2 separate regions of the Homo sapiens genome follow, and region 2 is linked to region 1. The links are chromatin loops, found by intact Hi-C in ENCODE. Cell type or tissue: tibial artery. All regions are shown on one strand. Each heading gives the region's core, and the rest is flanking DNA. Links, peaks and the distances in the headings are about the cores only.

The links. Peaks named below come from ENCODE experiments on the same cell type or tissue, not always from the same donor. Only the 100,000 strongest peaks of a DNase experiment are listed, where the experiment ranks them.
Region 2: a loop joins it to region 1, with 11 times the contacts of the local background. A loop is called at or near these places in 2 of 110 quality-filtered maps.

What each region holds. Positions count from the first base shown.
Region 1 is chr17:28,140,989-28,143,911 of GRCh38, reverse strand. The region is part of intron 3 of NLK (nemo like kinase); the gene reads right to left. LOC105371711 (a long non-coding RNA gene) reads right to left here and starts at 620. Exons shown (of 2, transcript XR_007065686.1): 1 at 496-620. In tibial artery, for the core only: no CTCF peak of the experiment used is centred there; no DNase peak of the experiment used is centred there.
Region 2 is chr17:28,190,998-28,193,920 of GRCh38, reverse strand. It overlaps NLK (nemo like kinase), which reads right to left. Exons shown (of 11, transcript NM_016231.5): 9 at 2,702-2,900; 10 at 1,708-1,801. Among named protein-coding and RNA genes, the nearest start is that of TMEM97, 130 kb to the left of the region's middle. RefSeq lists an enhancer at 462-671. In tibial artery, for the core only: no CTCF peak of the experiment used is centred there; no DNase peak of the experiment used is centred there.

The sequences.
Region 1 (2,923 bases), core at 315-2,814:
TCATAATAAGGCACTGCTGAATAAACGCTTTTAATAACAGACAGCTAACCATTGTGGACAGTTCAAGTTGTGCGTATGTGTGAAAAGTTGTGATACTGTCTTATGTAAAAAACTATCAGGTCAAAAGCTTTTGCCATCTAGAGTTCAGAAAGATAGTGGGCTGGCTTCCCTGCTCAACTGAAGTCTGAGAACATATTTAATATTCCAAGTGCAATGAGCTACTGATGCTGTATGACGTTCTAATGATGCGTTAAAAACTTTCAGATAGCAAAATAAAGATATTTAATTGGTTTATCTGAGTTGGGAAAACAAAATGGCAACATGTTGTATCAAATTATTTCCTACAGAATGAATATGGACAGAAAGCTTTGAAAACCCTATTTTAATTCCTAAACTCTCTTTACTATTTCAGATAATGGAAACTTAATCATTCTTTTTTCATTTAATATGGACAGAAACTAATGCTAAGCCAGATTACAAAAAAAGAAATCTTACAATATTAAATATTTATCAAGTAGGTCCCATATTGGTCAAAGGTTCTACAATCCTTTTTTAAAAGTTTTCATCTTTGGCTGGGCATGGTGGCTCATGGCTGTAATTCCAGCACTTTGGGAGGCCGAGGCGGGCGGATCATGAGGTCAGGAGAGCGAGACCATCCTGGCCAACATGGTGAAATCCTGTATCTATTAAAAATACAAAAATTAGCCTGGTGTGCTGGCATGTGCCTGTAGTCCCAGTTACTCAGGAGGTTGAGGCAGGAGAATTGCTGGAACCCAGGAGGTGGAGGTTGCAGTGAGCCAAGATCATGCCATTGTACTTCTCCCTGGGTGACAGAGTGAGAATCTGTCTCAAAAAAAAAAAAAAAAAAGTTTTCATCTTCAATGTGACATATATTGGAACAAATATGAGTCAGGTGACTTTTCCAAAAGACATAGTAAATTTGGTTTAATAAACTGTAGTACATAGATGCCCAAGCCTGGCCCCCTCAAGCCACAGATTCTCTTATGACAAGTATATGAATGACAGTTAAAACATGCTTAAGCAATAACACAGTTAAGCACTTTAAACACTAACATGCTTAGGCACCTTAAGCACAAATTCTGAAATCCTGCCATTCCTGTCTGAAAAAAGAATCTACAGCCATAAATGTGTGAGACTTAATAAAATCTCCTGCTCGTTTTTTTTTTCTTCCAAAATCAGGTGCACAGGGGAAGGAAGTTTCAGCCTAGTACTCAGATATGAAACTGGCTGATCTGAAATAAAAGTGAGGGCATTGAATAGCGTGGATAATGACAATCTGGTTTACAGATATGGTTGATTTCAAACAATGCTTTCCACATGAAAGAAAAACAGCAATGTGTCACAGAGAGCATTGTGTTCTCTTGTAACAAATGGTCAGCCGTAAATCTCATCATCTTCTTTGCAACAAAAAGCATGGGAGCCTTTGCAACTAGAAAAAAATCGGTGTGCTTCAATTAGAATCACTGACCTTTTCTGAAGCATGCCTGTGCTTCTCTATAGAAATCAATGGAATAAAAGGTCATGTTGTTAAAACGTTTGAATACGACAATCTCTTTCCCAGGCAAAGGCAGATTCTTTTTCTTTGTAAAGTAACAAATTTGTTGTATAGAATGTCAAAAATTAAAACTACCTCAGTTGTAATTTAAAACTGACTAAAAAAAAATCAATCCAATCACCAGAAAAAAAAGAAAAAAGCGGGAAAGCTGTCATTCTACATATTGTTACAGTCCATAAGGTCTGTCAGATGAGTATTTTTCACTAAGGCTATAACCATGTATGTAATAAAACAAGAAGAGCATTCTAGAGAAAATGATGTTATTTTAAACTTCAGCTCTCTCCTTTACAAAGTGCTCTGGAGAAGGCAAGGCAAGCTCTGTGTCTGTCAAACATAGATGGCAGAGACTGGTGATTAATCTTCCACCGTCATAACCCTCCAAAGCAAATGCATATGTACATAAACCCAGAGATTAAGAGCTGAGGAACAGAAGCCAAAGTGACTGGAATAGTCACTGTTTTTTGGAGTATAAAAAACCAAATTTGAAAGAGGAGCCTCTATATAGATTAGGAACATTTTACTGTATCAATTTCTTCATTCATGAAGAGAAAGGGCAAATTCTTCGATGATCTCTTAATGCATTCAGAAGGTAAGGGATGAACATATCAGTCATGTAAACTTCATCGTCCTTCTTACTGCCAATACAATGAATATTAACATTTTCTCCAAAAGACAATGAGCTTTCAAATTAGACCCAAGTAACCTTTCCTTAACACGTCTGAAAAACTTACTTCCATATCTAGACAATTTGGTGTCAAATGTCCTTCTGCTCAATAGAATTTGAGAGCATTTACTCCAGTATGATCTACTGTAAAGCTGCACAAATGATGTCATTAAAACCTGAGAGCAGACTGCTACCAGTGTTACAAGCAACCGCAACAGCATTTTGAATGGAGGGCAAGTCTCTAAACACATCAATCTACAGATGCTAGTCCTTACCTACTCAGTGTTACCCATCACCAGTGTAGCTCATTTGTGGTTGGAGATTCTAAAAGACAAAGTTACTAAAAGAAACAGTTCTGAAGAACAGAGAAGATTCAAAATAAACAGAGAACAAAAATCTACAAGAAGAATTTAGGAAAAGTATATCAAAGAGTCTGTTTCTGAGTACTTTTTACGGGAGTTGAAAAGAGATGAAATAAAATAGTGGTCCATTTAAAAGGATCTCCCTCCTCTGTCTAGATAGATGATACAACATAGTGCCTAATACATTTGTTCACAGTACCCACTTTCTAATTCTTACAGAATGAATATTCTATTATGCACTTAGTTGTGCCATCTATTAGCACTGTTTCATATTGTTATTTAATTAGAAAAGCTATGCAAAAAGGGTTACACGGACCCATG
Region 2 (2,923 bases), core at 16-2,515, 50 kb before region 1:
TTGCACCTAAGCTGCTAAACTGCCTAACTGACTGGGTCACTGACTCTTAGGGGAAAATAGTAAAACAAAGTAATTTAAAACCACAGATAAGTAAAAGTGCAACTTAATTCCTTCTTCCAATAGAAAAATACATGGAAGAAATGAAAGTCACCTGATTTTGCAAATTTTAAGCATAAAATCTTGACTGTGGTCCAACAAATCCAACCAACTTTAATATGATTAAAGGGAAAGGGCAGCAGGAAGAGAGAAAAAGGAGAGGAGAAAGGCAGCGGGGAAGATAGAGACTGTGTGACCACTCATATCCGAATCCACCCTTTGTCCTGCTTTGTGATACTGGAGCCAGACCCTGTTCATGGTTCCCCTTTGCCACCTAGCTTAATGTTAGCTTTTGTCAACAGAGGGTGCTGGAAGGGCATTTGCAAGGCTGTAGCATCAGGAAGCAGTCTCCCTTCCTTGGTTTGTTGTGCCTGTTTTTGGTCATGTGGAAGGCTCAGCTTTGGTCCACCCGAACTCTCCTGGCAGGCAGTCTTTGATGGACCAGTTCTGGCCACACCTTCTGGCACACTTCCTCTTCTGCACCACCCTCGTGCTGTGTGTTCCAGTTCCTGTGGCAGCCATACCCTCTCCAAAGAGGTCCTTACATGAGGAACCTCTTCTAAATTCTTAATTCCTTTCTTGTTTACTCTCCCTCAGTCTACAGGGAGTGGCTGCTTTCTGCATTTGCTACTTCAGCAGCCTTCAGAATCCTCTTTTATGCCTTTTAGCAGTTGATCATCTTTCCTAGTTAACAGTTCTTATTACTGAATTTTCCCCGTTTGTATTCTAGGGAAGTGGTTTATTTCTCCCGATTAGACCCTGATCAATATATAAGGAGTTAAGGAAAAAGAAATCAAGAGAAGGAAAGGACAGACAGACAAGGAGAATGAAGCCTGGTAACTTCCAATGTAGGTTCATAGCTCTACCATATGCCTTTTGACTTCTCCTCTAAATAGGCTACACCAGCAGTCCACCTACACACAAAAAAATTATTTTCTTGCTTGCAGTTATTACTAGGGAGTGAGAATGGTAGTGGGAACTGAGATGACCACGTCTAACTCCAGGACAGGTGGCCACCATACTAATGCTGCAGCAGGACTGCCATATATGTGATGAGGCAGCACAATGGTCATCCGGGGAAAAAATTGCCAAAGCAACCGCAGTGAACTGGCACCAGTGTAAAATGTGATGCTTACAGTTTTTTGTTTTTTTTTTTGAGATGGAGTTTCGCTCTTGTTGCCTAGGCTGGAGTGCAATGGTGCGATCTCGGCTCACCGCAACCTCTGCCTCCCGGGTTCAAGTGATTCTCCTGCCTCAGCCTCCCAAGTAGCTGGGGTTACAGGCATGCACCACCATGCCTGGCTAATTTTGTATTTTTAGAAGAAACAAGGTTTCTCCATGTTAGTCAGGCTGGTCTTGAACTCCAGACCTCAGGTGATCTGTCTGCCTTGGCTTCCCAAAGTGCTGGGATTACAGGCATGAGCTACCGCGCCCAGCCCAGATGCTTACAGTTTTAATACACTTTTGACTAAAGCCAAACCTCATAACAGAAACTTTCTGTTGCACCTTTTATCTATGTTATCTAAATAAAAACAAATATGCTGAATAATGAAGTAACACTGGCATCCTTTTAATTCTAACAAGAATGTTGAATTACATACATATAGTTACCTAATAAAGCTCTTAAAAGCAGCAGACTGAGGGTTGATGCAGAGAGGCACTCTGTTTCCTTTCTGCTGTTCCAAAATGAACTGATGAATAATTTCTGTGGAGAAAACAAACATCATACAATCCATGACAATTTGCAAGCCCGGGAGCAGTGAATTCTCAGCGAACTCTAGCCAGCATCTGAAAAGCACTGCCTACTGGTTTAGTTAAATCAAACACACACATCATCTATCAAGCAGAATTCAGCTGAACTTCCTAAAACTAAAATGACAGCTGTTGCTAAATATAAGAAACCTACTGGTGGCATTACACAGACTGCAACCCCATCAGTGGGAAGAGTAAAATGGCCTATAAATTTGAGAGAGACTCCACAGGTTTGGCATTATGGGTGAACTCTTCTAAGTTGCTGGCAATTATTGCCTTTTTGAAGATCACTTAAAGACCTCAGTTGGTATCTAGGTGTATAGTTTCAGGTGGTTACTTTGGGGACTACTCTCTCTCTTGTAAAATGTCCTACAGTAGACACTAAAATCACTCAGAATTTTGGATGTCATTACTCCCACTGTATTCCAATAGGAGATCCTGCCACAAAATTTTATGAGTACACTATCAGAAATTCCCTTCTCTTGTCATCGTCCAAGGAATAATTCCCTCAGTGAATGTTTATCCTTTATGGAACTTTGTATGTTATATAAAGTTCAATACGTTTGAATCAATGAAATGACACTGAGTGAATACATATTAAACATATTTTGAGTCATACTCACTAAATAAACTTTGAAAATAAGAACAAAATATTCATTCCTCTCCCCGACCTTCCCCTGGATATAATATTAAATATGCTTTGTTATGCCCCGGACACACAGCTATACGCAAGGTTGTAAAATAAACATAGAGGGGAGCTTTGGTTACCATCCAGATCTCAGCTCTTCATGGCCACCTAATGGAAAATGTTACTAGGCATATTGCCTGGCCAAAGGCCAAAACAGATACTCACCTTTAACCTGTCGGACAGAACTGAGGTTCTTCTCGAAAGTGTCATCAAATTTGGGATTGGTGACAGGCTCAAAGTCACTGGTATAAACTCTTCCAGTGGAGGTGGAAAAGCAACATTTACACATACATGTGTGATATCGTAGTCGCCCTTCATCTAGGTAGGGGTGGGCTAAGGCATCCTTAGCGGATATTCTTTTGGACTGAAATCAAATTAGAGACCAGC